2 separate regions of the Homo sapiens genome follow, and region 1 is linked to region 2. Evidence: read pairs that join two places in POLR2A ChIA-PET (ENCODE). Cell type or tissue: IMR-90. All regions are shown on one strand. Each heading gives the region's core, and the rest is flanking DNA. Links, peaks and the distances in the headings are about the cores only. Region 1 overlaps TANC2 (tetratricopeptide repeat, ankyrin repeat and coiled-coil containing 2). Region 2 overlaps TANC2 (tetratricopeptide repeat, ankyrin repeat and coiled-coil containing 2).

What was found. Peaks named below come from ENCODE experiments on the same cell type or tissue, not always from the same donor. Only the 100,000 strongest peaks of a DNase experiment are listed, where the experiment ranks them.
Region 1: POLR2A ChIA-PET joins it to region 2 with 8 read pairs; 3 of 35 experiments call an interaction of 5 or more read pairs at or near these places.

Annotation. Positions count from the first base shown.
Region 1 is chr17:63,170,845-63,177,410 of GRCh38, forward strand. All of the region lies in intron 5 of TANC2 (tetratricopeptide repeat, ankyrin repeat and coiled-coil containing 2), which reads left to right. Among named protein-coding and RNA genes, the nearest start is that of TANC2, 210 kb to the left of the region's middle. In IMR-90, for the core only: no CTCF peak of the experiment used is centred there; no DNase peak of the experiment used is centred there; H3K27ac peaks cover 83 bases.
Region 2 is chr17:63,277,666-63,284,231 of GRCh38, forward strand. The region is part of intron 9 of TANC2 (tetratricopeptide repeat, ankyrin repeat and coiled-coil containing 2); the gene reads left to right. Among named protein-coding and RNA genes, the nearest start is that of CYB561, 170 kb to the right of the region's middle. In IMR-90, for the core only: no CTCF peak of the experiment used is centred there; a DNase peak (open chromatin) is centred at 2,346; H3K27ac peaks cover 360 bases.

The DNA.
Region 1 (6,566 bases), core at 1,708-5,707, 110 kb before region 2:
ACTTGGTACTAAATCTCAAAGGAATTAGAATTTTGCATCAAAATTTTGACAAGTTTTGCCTATCATTGTTATGGTACTACGCATGATACTGAATTGCTCAAAAATTTGCCTTTCTGCTTCTGATCTCCATTTGGTGTTACTCAATCTGTTGGCATTAGATTGGGAGTGGGGTGGGATAGAGAATATAGTCTACTTCATCCAGCCACAAATCCCAAATGTCCCAAATGTATTTCTTTCTTTTTTTTTTTTTTTTTTTTTTGAGATGGAGTCTTGCTCCCTCGCCCAGGCTGGAGTGCAGTGGTGCGATCTCAGCTCACTGCACTCCACCTCCCAGGTTCAAGCAGTCCCCTGCCTCAGCCTCCCGAGTAGCTGGGATTACAGGCGCACACCACCACACCTGGCTAATTTTTGTATTTTTAGTAGAGATAGGGTTTCACCATGTTGGCCAGGCTGGTCTTGAACTCCTGACCTCATGTGATCCGCCTGCCTCCGCCTCCCAAAGTGCTGGGATTATAGGCATGAGCCACCGCACCCAGCCCCAAATCTATTTCTTAGATCATTGAAGTATGCTCAGCATTATTATTTTCTGCTTTTATATTACCTTCTACAGTAGTCACAATAGTTACATTATAATTCTGAGTAGGTGAAGCTGATGTTTATATTGCTGCCAGAAAAAAAATTTTAATAGAGAATAAGAGCTATCATGCAAAACAACTGGAGAATTTCTTTAAGGGTTTGAAGAGGATTATGAGCCACAAGCTTTAAAATACAGTCTAGATTTCTGTTTCTTGGCTCTGTTGCAAACCAATTTTGAAAGGAATGTTGTTATCTGATGAATGTTATCTGATGATTAATGTTTTATTAAAACTGAGTATCAAAAGGCACATAATACATTTTTGTATTATAACACAAGATGCCTACTATATCTACATATTAAAGACTTACTCTTCTGTTAATCCCTGTAAATCCTCTTTGGTACTGTGGAACAGAAAGCTGCCCTTAAAATCTAAAGGTATTATTTGTTTTACATAGTTTCTTTTACATGTCTTAAAGTGAAAGAGCATTGGTTAGAATTCATTTGTGTAGAAGTAAAACTTCCATTACAATGAAGGGCATAAAATATGGATGCTGTTTTCTGGTTCCTTACCAGAGCAATGATATTTTATTTTCTTGGTTAAAATTTATTCTATACAGTGAATTATCCAGTACAATAACTGCCTTATCTCGTCCCTAACCAAGTAACATTTTTTATAATGACACTGATTATATGCTGGTTGCCCTGGAGAGAAGAAAGAATTAAACTACAGCTGAGTCATCACAGCATTTTTCTTTTTCTTTCTTTTCTTTTCTTTTTTTTTTTTTTTTAGATGGAGTTTCACTCTTGTTGCTCAGGCTGGAGTGCAATGACACATTCTCAACCCCCGCCTCTCAGGTTCAAGCGATTCTCCTGCCTCAGCCTCCTGAGTAGCTGGGATTACAGGCGCCCGCCACCATTCCCAGCTAATTTTTTTGTATTTTTAGTAGACAGGGTTTCACCATGTTGGCCAGGCTGGTTTTGAACTCCTGACCTCAGGTGATCCACCCACCTCAGCCTTCCAAGGTACTGGGATTACAGGTGTGAGCCACCGCCCCCGGCCATCACAGCATTTTTCTAATGAAAACTTTTAATAACTGCAGTCCCTCAGTCATTTCTTCTCAAACATCCAAACAAGAAAAATAAACACTAAAATTATGAAAATCACCCATTTAAATAATTTAATACATCATCTCCTTTATGCCTGCTACTGTATCCATAGTGATGTAGTCACTGAAACATAGTAGGTGTTCACTAAATGTGTGCTGAATGAGTGAAATGAACCTAAGAACTCAGAGGAAGGGAAAAAGAAGAAACTTAGTATGTTATAAATATATATAAATAACATATGTTCTCTCTACTAAGAATTTCTCTTTAGACTTTCTAATTTACTGCAAAAAGGCTTATAAGCCTGAACAACTACAACTATGACTTCTTAATCTGTGTTTATAATCTAATTTCACTACCTTGGGGGTTAGGAGGGTAGGGAGTGGTATATCTTTTAGTGGTTTTTGATTTTTCATTGTTTTAAATTTCTGCTAAATTATCTTCTTCCATGGAAGGGAGGCTACATACAAGGTAAATGCGAATGGCATATCAGAAGGAAGGTGCGTAAAACTTTACTGGATCAGAATTCTGCCATATCCACCACCTAAGATCAATCAGTGTGAGGGAAAGGGAATAAATGTAATTAGATAACATAATTGTCTATAAAACAAAGAGAATTTCAGGAAAATATCTGTTAGCAAAATATAACACATTTATCCTCAAAAATCAAGGAAAAAAGAGAAATACATGAAGTTTATCTTAACACTATCCTTTGAGAGACTGAGTGTGTAGACAGACAGTGACCATATATAAAAATAGAACTCTGTCCTCTGGTCTGCAGCAACCAACCCAAGAAACCAACCTGCTATCTACAAGTCAGACCACTGTCTCTAGCAGACAGTCCAAGAAGATAACAGTAACCCTTGTAACAATCAGGACAAAATGGCCAGGGCTTGATTATTAACTGATGACCTCTCTAATTTTTGCCCTTGCTTCCAACTTAAGACCAACTGGAGAAAGCCAAATATGCACCCCTAATCAATCTCATGGTATGCCCTGTTTCTAGTTAACCTGCCTGTAGCTTCTCCAAGCCAGGTGCTTCCAGTTAGCGCATATCTGAAGCCTTTCCTTTTTTCTATTATAAAACTTTCCCATTCCTGTGCCTGCCTTTGGGTCTCTGCCAAATGCAGGTGATTGTGGCTGACTCCCCTGCTGTAGCAAGTGCTGAATAAACAGGCTTTTCCTGTTAATATTGGGGTGATCTTCACTTCATGCCCTTTTCACATAATTACACTGTTCTAAGAATATGTATGACTTCCATGCTTGAACATACATACACAAAATAAATTTTTTAATAATAATCAGACTTATTCATATAAAAAAATTAAGTGATGTAACTGGCTTCCTTATGCTTTATGAGAACAATAGCATAGCACCGATGGTAGTAAAAATGACAAGAACACTATTTCACCTGGAACAATAGCTACTATAATTCCACTCTACAAGTTCTTTCTTTTACTGGCCTGGGTTGTTAACACCTTCACCTTAGCATCCTCCCCTACAGCCACTTGTGCCATTCTCTTTTGTTGGTACCTTATGAACTTCATGACAGCTGCCATGCTGTCACTGCCAGTGACGAAGGCAGATTTTTGACATGACTTTGGCATCTATTAATGTCTTAGTGATGCATAATTTTCCACATTAATTGATTTGACTTAGTCATCTCTTGGCAGTAAAGCTATGCAGGGTGAGGTAAAGCCCTTTTCTGGTATACTCTTTCAATTCTTTACAGTACTTCTAGTTTTACAGCTCTTTTGTTACCCTCATTTTCTTACAGCCTTATACTACCTCCACTCCACCTACCTTTATCCCCACTTGGAGAAACTTGAAATCTGTTTCCTGGAATTAAGTTGGAAAACACAAAGTTTCAAAGTGTTGCCCCCCCAAATTGTTGCTCCTACGAACATTAAAGAAAGTTTCTGTATACATTTAGGGACATGCTTGAAGAATTGAGAATGTAATCTTTGTCCATCTCCGTTTCTGGTTTAAGAAACCTGATGCTAGAGCTAATTAATTCCTTAGCATATCATCATTATTTCTACCAAATTTGGTGTAAATAAAGCCCCTGGTAACCTGCTTTGATATGTCAGTATTCCAGAGTAAATGCGGAGATTCCCCTCTCCTACTCTAACTACTTTTACATTACATAAATATGTTTGTATGTTAGCAGAGCAATATATAAACACAAATACCTGTAATATAGATTTCTATAATTGCATTTATATAAATGTAATTACATATATAAATGTGTTCAGAAGAGAAGGTCAGTGAGGTCACTATATAAAAATGAATGGTATTGCTATATTCTAGCAAAGAACCATTGGAAAATTAAATCCAAAAACAATTTAATTTACAACAGCATCCAATATCATAAAATTATCAGAGATAAATTTAGCAAAATTTGATCAAGACTTGTACACTAAAAATTATAAATAAACATTGTTAAGACCAATTAAAGACAACCAACAGATTTCTCATGTTTATGGATTATAAGATCCAATATTGGTAAAATAGCAATTTCCCCAAATTGAGTGAACATAATCCAAAGAAAAAAACTATTTGTAGACATTTGCAAACTAATACGAACATGCAAATGACCTAGAATACCCAAAGCAATTTTTCAAAAGGATAACGAAGTTTAAAGCAATTTTACAAAAGAATAATAAAGTTAAAGGACTTATTTTTAAATAAAAATGTTAGGGAAATTAAGTGGAGAAATGGACATTGACCCTTACCTCATACCATACACAAAAGTTAAGATTTAGCTGAGGCTGAAGGATTGCTTAAACCTAGGAGTTTGTGACCAGCCCTGGCAACCTAGCAAGATCCGGTCTCTAGAAAAAATTTAAGAATTAGCCAGGTGCAGTGCTGTGTGCCTGTAGTCTCAGCTATTCAAGAGGCTAAGGCAAGAGGATTGCTGGAGCCCAGTAGTTTGAGGCTGCAGTGAGCTATGTTGGTGCCACTGCACTCTTACCTGGGCGACGGAGTGAGACCCTGTCTCCCCCGCCAAAAAAAAAAAAAAAAAAAAAAGATTTAGACCTAAATGTAAGAGCTAGGACTGAATCTTTGCAACCTTGGGGCAAGCAAAGATTTCTTGGATAGGACATGAGAAATGTGAGTCATAAAAGAAAAATGTGCAAAATTGGACTTTACCTAAATTTAAAAGTTTTGTTCTTCAAAATACAGTGTTTAGAAAATGGAAAGTGGAGCCATAAAATAGGAGAAAATATCAGTGTACATATACCTGACACCCTTGATCCAAAATAAATAAACCCTTACTACTAATTAACAAGAAGACAACTGAATTTTTTTTGGCTTGAAACAACCACCATTTTATTATGACAACTGAAGTTTTAAAATGGATGAAATATTTGAACAGTTGTTCACAAAAGAAGATGTAAGAGTGGTCACTAAACACGTGAAAAGATGTTCAACACCATTATCAGGAGAACTGCAAATTAAAACCAGAATGAGATACCACTGTGTATTTATTAGTATAACTAAAATTAAAAAGGCTCTCACTGCCAAGTGTTGGCGAGAATATGGAGGAACAGGAACTCTCATGCACAGCCTGGGAGAGTATAAAGTCACCAGTCACTTTGGAAACTGGCAATTTCTTATGAAGCTAAAATTATAAACTTTATAACTCAGCCATTACACACCTATGTGTTTTCCAAAGAGAAATTAAAATATATGTCCACTTAAAGACTTTACATGGACATTTATAGCACTTTTATACATATCAGCCAAAAACTGGAAACAATACAATGTTTATCAGCAGGGAAACAACAAAATGTGGTATCCATACAAAGGAATACTGCTCAGCTATGAAAAGGAGCAAACTATTAACATACTCAACAACATGACGATCTGTAAAACAGGCTGAATGAAAAACCAGACTAGAATACATACTGTTTAATTCCTTATATAACCTATTTAATTACTTATATAAGCTTATGTAAGATTATAGAAAATAGAAACTAAAATAACAGAAAAAAGGCCGGTTGCGGTGGCTTACGCCTGTAATCCCAGCACTTTGGGAGGCTGAGGCGGACGGATCACAAGGTCAGAAGATCGAGACCATCGTGGCTAACACAGTGAAACCCCGTCTCTACTAAAAAATACAAAAAATTAGCCGGGTGTGGTGGCGGGCACCTGTAGTCCCAGCTACTCAGGAGGCTGAGGCAGGAGAATGGCCTGAACCCGGGAGGCGGAGCTTGCAGTGAGCCGAGATCGTGCAGCTGCACTCCAGCCTGGGCGACAGAGCAAGACTCCATCTCAAAAAAAAAAAAAAAAAAAACAGGAAAAAGATCAGTGGTTGCCTGGGACTAGAGTTGAGAGTGAGTTTGCCTGCAAAGGGACACATACAGACTTCCAGAGAGTAATGAAAATGTTCAGTATCTTGATTTTGGTAGTTTTACCAGATGTATATATTTATCAAAATTTACTGAATTGCGGCTGGGCACGGTGGCTCACACCTGTAATCCCAGCACTTTAGGAGGCCGAGGTGGGCGGATCACTTGAGGTCAGGAGTTTGAGACCAGTCTGGCCAACATGGTGAAACCCCATCTCTACTAAAAATACAAAAAATTAGCTGGGCATGGTGGCACACACCTGTAGTCCCAGCTACTCAAGAGTCTGAGGTGGGAGAATCGCTAGAACCCAGGAGGTGGAGGTTGCAGTGAGCCATGACTGTGCCATTGTACTCCAGCCTGGGTGACAGAGTGAGACTCTGTCTCAAAAAAAAAAAAAAAAAAACACAAAATTTATTGAATTGTATATGTTATATAGGTAATAGTTTATTATTTGCCAATTATAGTTTTAGAAAGAGAAGATCAGTAGATGAATAGGAAATGGAATTGAATCTGGAATAAGATAGCAACTA
Region 2 (6,566 bases), core at 821-4,820:
ATTTAAAGAATAGACACTGCCAGATGGACAATGAAATGGAACATGTAATGGAAAAGAACTAAAGGAACAGAGATAGTAAGATAATGTATAAGAACATGCCAACACAATGCTTAATGAATTTTATTAATTCAGCAAAAAAAAAAACAAAGACTAAAATTATTTCTATGCCAGATGAGTCATCAGTATTTGGCATCAGTATTTTTAGTACTTAAAAAGAGGTAACAGGCCGGGTACAGTGGATCGTGCCTGTATTCCCATCATTTTGGGAGGCTGAGGCAGGAGGATCACTTGAGGCTAGGAATTCGAGACCAGCCTGGGCAACATAGTGAGACCTGTCTTTACAAAAACTTTAAAAATTAGCCATGCACGGTGGTACACGCCTGTAGTCCCAACTACTCAGGAGGATCACTTGAGTCCAAGGCTGCAGCTTCAGTGAGCTATGATTGTGTCACCACACTCCAGCATGGCTGACAGAATGAGGACCTGTCTTAAGGAGAAGGATAAGGAGAAGCAACAGAGTAACAAGGCAATCTATGGAATAGGAGAAAATATTTTCAAACCATGTATCTGATAGGAGTTAATATCCAGAATATATAAGAAACTCCTACAACTCAGTAGCAACAAAACAATGTTTAAAAATGGACAAAGGACTTACATAGACATTTCTTCAAAGAAGACATACAAATAGCCAATAGGTATATGAAAAAATGCTCAATATCACTTATTGTCAGGGAAATGCAAATCAAAACCATAATGAGATAGTACCTCACACCTGTTAACATGGCCATTATTTAAAAAAAAAAGAAAGAATAACAAGTGTTGGTGAGGATGTAGAGAAATTGGAACCCCATACACTGTTGGTGGGAATGTAAAATGGTGCAGTTGCTATGGAAAACAGTATGGAGGTTCATCAGATATTTAAAATAGAACTGCCATATGATCCAGCAATCCCACTTCTGGGTATTTTTCCAAAAGAACTGAAATCAGGGTCTCAGAGATATTTTCACTCCTATGTTTATTGCAGCATTATTCACAATTGCCAAGAGACAGAAACTACCTAAATGTTAAAGGATGAATGGATCAAGAAAATGTGGTCTATATATCAATGGAAAAGAGATCCTGTAATATGCTACAATATGAATGAAACTTGAGAACATTCTGCTAAATGAAGTAAGCCAGTCACAAAAGGACAAATATGACATGATTCCACTTACATGAGGCATCTAAAGTAACCATCAGAATAGAAAGTAGAATAGTGGTTGCCAGGAGCTGGGGGAAAGAGGAAATGGGGAGTTCCTGTTCAATGGGTATAAAGTATCAATCATGAAAGATGAAAAAGTTCTAGAGGTCTGCTGTACAACATTGTGCTTATAGTTAGCCATGCTGTACTATTCACTTAAAAATTTAAGAGGGTAGCTTTGTGCTTTAATTAGCCTCTCCCCCTATGGAAGAACAAACATCAGGAGTAGGCAACAGATGGCACTGAAACGTGAAGGTGAGGGGAAGTCCATGATGCTGCCAAGACTCCTGAAAGTGATTGAGAAATGTGTAAAGTGAAAAGACTTGAGCAGAGTTCGTCATCAAGAATGGGAAGACAGGATGAAAGCATGACCATCACTAGCATTTACTGAGCATTTACTATGTACCAGGTTTCATGCTAATAACTACATTATCATGACAGCCCCATGAGGTATATGTATCCCCTTTTACAGAGTAAGAAATCAAGATGGAGAGAGGAGTTAAGTAATTTGCAAAAGGTCACAGAGTTGTTATGTCTGAGCATATAACCTACCCTGATATAATACCTGTGGTTAAATGATCTTAGGGGCTATAAATTAGAAACAGAGGATTGTGACCCAAAGGAGAGGTAAATTAAGATATATAGAGAGTGTAGCTGATCTAGTAAAAGGAAAAAGCTCTAAGCCTTGCTAGGAAATACTAAACTCCTGAAACCCCATGCTTTTATATAGCACCTGTCATATCACATAATGTTTTCAAAGGACTGAAAGTCTTAGACTAGGTGCAGCAATCCTCACTGGTGAGCACTGTACAGAAAGGACACCTCAACAAGGAACATAGTGTTTTCAAAAATAAACTGATTGTTCCCAAGGAGTCCCCCCCACCCATTTTTAACTTTTATTCCCCTATGTCTTATGAGTGAGATAAAAGTTTTAGATCAAATTCTAGAAAGGTCTTAGATTGAGAATCATCAGCTCTAGAGAGTTCTTTTCAGAGACATGCCTGACTTCATTGACCCTGTTTTTTACGAAAGATTATGGGGAAGTGGGGAGAAATGAAGTGGCAAAGGGATTCTGTGAAGGAACAAGGGAAATAACATTTGAGTCATGGTTAGTTCATAGTCAGTATCACTCAATTCTCATATGTTTAAAATCTGATTCACGTAAAGCTTTTTTTAGCACTAAGAAAGAATCTTAAAGATTTCATCCAAGTCCTTTGTTTCACATTTAATGAAACTGCCTCCAAAAGCAGTTAATTCCACTTGCCCAGGGTAATAGAATAATAAACCATGAACTAGAATCCAGATCTAACTTAGTTCATTTCTCTCTTACCCTCTCCACGATTCTGTTACACTCTCGAATTTCACAGATTTGCCAAATCTCAGGATGAAATGTACTTTTCAGTCTAAATAGTTAAAACTAAACCCCAGATATGTTTTTTAATTGTTGGGTAAAAAAGTAAAACCTAGTTTTTTTTTAATTCAGTTTAGGTATTGACCTACTCTCTATATAGAATAGACTGTAGGCTGCCAAGTAAATATCATATCTTCTTAATTATTGAGGATGTCTGCTAATAGTGAAGGTTGATCCTTTCCCTCCTCTTTTTAAAAGAGTTGCTTTTTTAAGAGTCCTTCCCACCATCCTTTGTAGTAATTAATTACTAAGATATGATGAAAATATCTGTCTCCTAGCTTAGTCACTTTTGTTCTTGCTTTCTCCCTTTTTTCTTTCCACTAAAAATGACTTGTTTAAATACATCTGTTACTTCTTTGTCTGATTCTGTTTATTAGCAGAAATCTGATAGGGTTAGAAAAATTGCTAGGTAGATTTTATGTAATACTGATCTATAGGGACAGGTTGCTCTGCTGAATGCTTCTGGAACTTCAGTAGGTCTTTTTTACTTTGGCTAACACCTACCTATAAATAGGTAGCTATACTGGCTGTACTGTAAGAACTACTTGCTGAGAATTTTTAAGCTAAAAATATTCCTCTCAGAGTTAATGAGGTAAAATCATCATCTGGCACCTCTGGCCTGACAAATGAATGCGCACTTTGCTAAAGCATTTTAAAGCCATAATAAAAACATGTCTGAATTCCAGCTTTTGTTAGTGGAAGAATTGCCTTTTTGGACTAAGCCTTCCATGGATAACAATTAAGAATTATGAACAAAATACAAAAAATAACTATTTGAAGGCACTGGAGAGTGGCAGAAAGCAGATGGAAGTGGGAAGTGAGTTTACATTTGAAATATAGGGACCAAAACTTATATTTGGAATATAAGGACAAACTTGTATTTTCAAGTTTGTAGCATTTTGCTTAAGGACTCTTTCCAATCTGTGGATGGCTTCAGGTGGCAGAAAGCCACAGCTTTACTTACTTGAAGTATCAAAGGACAGAATCCCAAAGCTGGCAGAATACTGGAAAGTTAGCAAGGAATTTCTAAAAGAAAGGGAGCTGCAGAGGCGGTAGGTCCCAAAATGTGTGTGTAAGCCTTGCCCCAGATCCTTGGCTGACTACTGAACCATATATGTATAGAAGAAATCCTAATAAGCTCTGCAAATAAAGAAACACCCAGAAGCTGAAAGAACTTTTCAGCTGCTTATTATAACCGAAGAGAATTTGAATCCGGCTAAGTTAACTTGAACAAAAATCAGCATACTTGAACAAAAATCAGCATACTTGAGAGGAACATAACAGAATCCAGAGGTTCTAAAATGTATCTGTTAAACCCAGTGTAATTGAATAATGTATCCCAAAAATTCAGGTCCACCCAGAATCTAAGAACGTGACCTTTTTGGAACTAAGACCTTGCAGGTGTAATTAAATTAAAATGAGATCACGCTAAATTAGGGTGAGCCCTAAATCCAATGACGGTATTTTTTAAAAAGAAGAGAAGTCACACAGAAGTACACAAGGAAGGGGGCCATGTGAATTTGGAGGCAGAAGTTGGAGTGATAGAGCTGTATAAGCCAAAGAACACCATGGATTTATAGGAGCTACCGAAAACTAGGAAGAGGGAAAAACTTTCTTGAGCCTCAGAGGGAGCATGGCCCTAGGGACACCTTGATTTTGGACTTCTAGCCTCCAGAACTGTGAGAAAATAAAATTTGGTTGTTTTAAGCCACAAAGTTAGTGGTAACTTGTTATGGCAGCCCTAAGAAATTAATACACCCAATGTAGTAAAAAGGAAGGAAATATTATAATAAAGATAAGAGCAGAAATCAGTGGAGTAAGAAATAGACAAACATTAGCAATAATGAACAAAGCCAGAATTCGTTATTTGAAAAAATAAAATTTATGAACCCCATAAATAAAATTTATGAATCTTAATATTGCTTAAGAAAAATGGGAGAAAACACAAATTACTAATATCAGGAATGAAAGAGGAGATATCACTACACATTCTACAGACATAGAAAGGATAATAAGAAAATATAAAGAGATATTATATATGCCAGTAACTGCAACAACTTAGATGAAAATAACAAATTTCTTGAAAAGCACAACTTACCAAAACTAACACAAGGTGAAATAAAATATCTCAGGGTCTCTATTTCCTTTGAGAAATTGAACCTGCTATCAGAAACCATCCACCAAATAAAACTTCATGATCAAGTGGTTTCACCATTGAATTCTATCAAATATTTAAGAGTAGGTGGCTAGATCATCTGACAGGTATATGTTTAACTTTTTAAGAAACTGCAAAATGATATTCAAAGTGGTTGTATCATTTTCGTTCTCACTATCCATGTATGAGAGTTTCAGTTCCTCCCCATTCTTGTTGGTACACAGCGTGGTCAATCTTTTAAACTTTTGATATTCTACTACTATGTAGTGATGTCTCACTGCGCCTTTAATTTGGATTTACTAGTAACTGATATTGAAAATCTTCCTGTGCGCCTATTTGCTATCTGAACATCCTCTTTAAGTTGTGAAACTTTTTTTATCTAGTTTGGATGCACGTCCTTTAACAGATACTTGATTTACAAATATTTTTTCCTCGTTTATGACTTCTCTTTTCATTCTCTTAACAGTGTCTTTTGAAGACAGAAGTTTTTAGATGTCCAACTTGTGAATTTATGTCTTAGAGGACTGGCCTTTTAGTGTCGTGTTTAAGATTTCTCTGACAAATGAAAGGACACAAATATTTTCTCCTAGAAATTTTGTAGTTTTATGTTTTACATTTAGGTATCTGATTGATTTTGAGTAAATTTTTGTATATGATGCAAGATATGTGTCAACATTCTTTTTCTTTTCGGTTTCTTCTTTTTGGAGGGGAAGATACGGATACCTAGTTGTTCCCGCACCATTTGTTGTAAAGACTATTCATCTACTGGATTCCTTTTGTACCTTTGTTAAAAATTATTCATCCATAGATATATAGTTCTATTTCTGGACTTCTGTTTCACTTATCTAATAATATTCTGTATTGATACTAATAACATACTTTATTACTGTAGCTTTATAGTAAATCTTGAAATCATGTCAACACTCCAGTCTTCTTTTTTAGAGTTATTTCAGCTATTCTAGATTCTTTGCATTTCCGTGTGAAGCCTTATAAATTTCTACAAAAAAAAAAACTGCTAGAGTTTTTATGGAGATTGCATTGGATGGATGGATGGATGGATGGACAGACGTACAGACAGATCAATTTGAGGGGGGAAGATAGATAATTTGGGAGAAAATTGACTTATCAGTATTGAATCTTCCAACCTATATAGTATATCTCTGCAGTCATGTAGACCTTCCTTAATTTCTATCAGCTGTATTTTCTAGCTTTCAATGTATAAATGTTGAAAATCTTTTATACTTATCCTTCAGTATTTCATATTTCTTATGCTATTGTAAATGATATTGCTTTTAGCTTAATTTCTAATTGTTCATTGCCAATATATAGAAGTACAATTGATTTTTACCATGTTGCTCTTGTATCCTAAAACCTTGCTAAACTCACTTATGAGTTCTAATGACTTTTTTTAATAGATTCAGTAAGATTTTCTGCATAGATGATCATGTTGTCTGTAAATAAAGATAATCTTAGTTCTTCCTTTTTCTTTTTCTTGCCTTATTACTCTGACTAGAACTAGTACAATGTTGAGTAGAAACAAAGAGAGCGGAAATTCTTGCTTTTTCTTGGTCTTAGGTGGAAAGCATTCAGTCTTTCACCATTAGCTATGTCAATATGTTCTCCATAGATGTTCCATATCAGATTAAGGAAGTTCTTTGCTGTTGTTAGTTTGTTGATACTTTTTTTTCAATCAGGAATTTATATTGGATTTTGTCAGAATTCCTCAACATCAATAGAAGTTATATTTTTCTTTTTTAGTT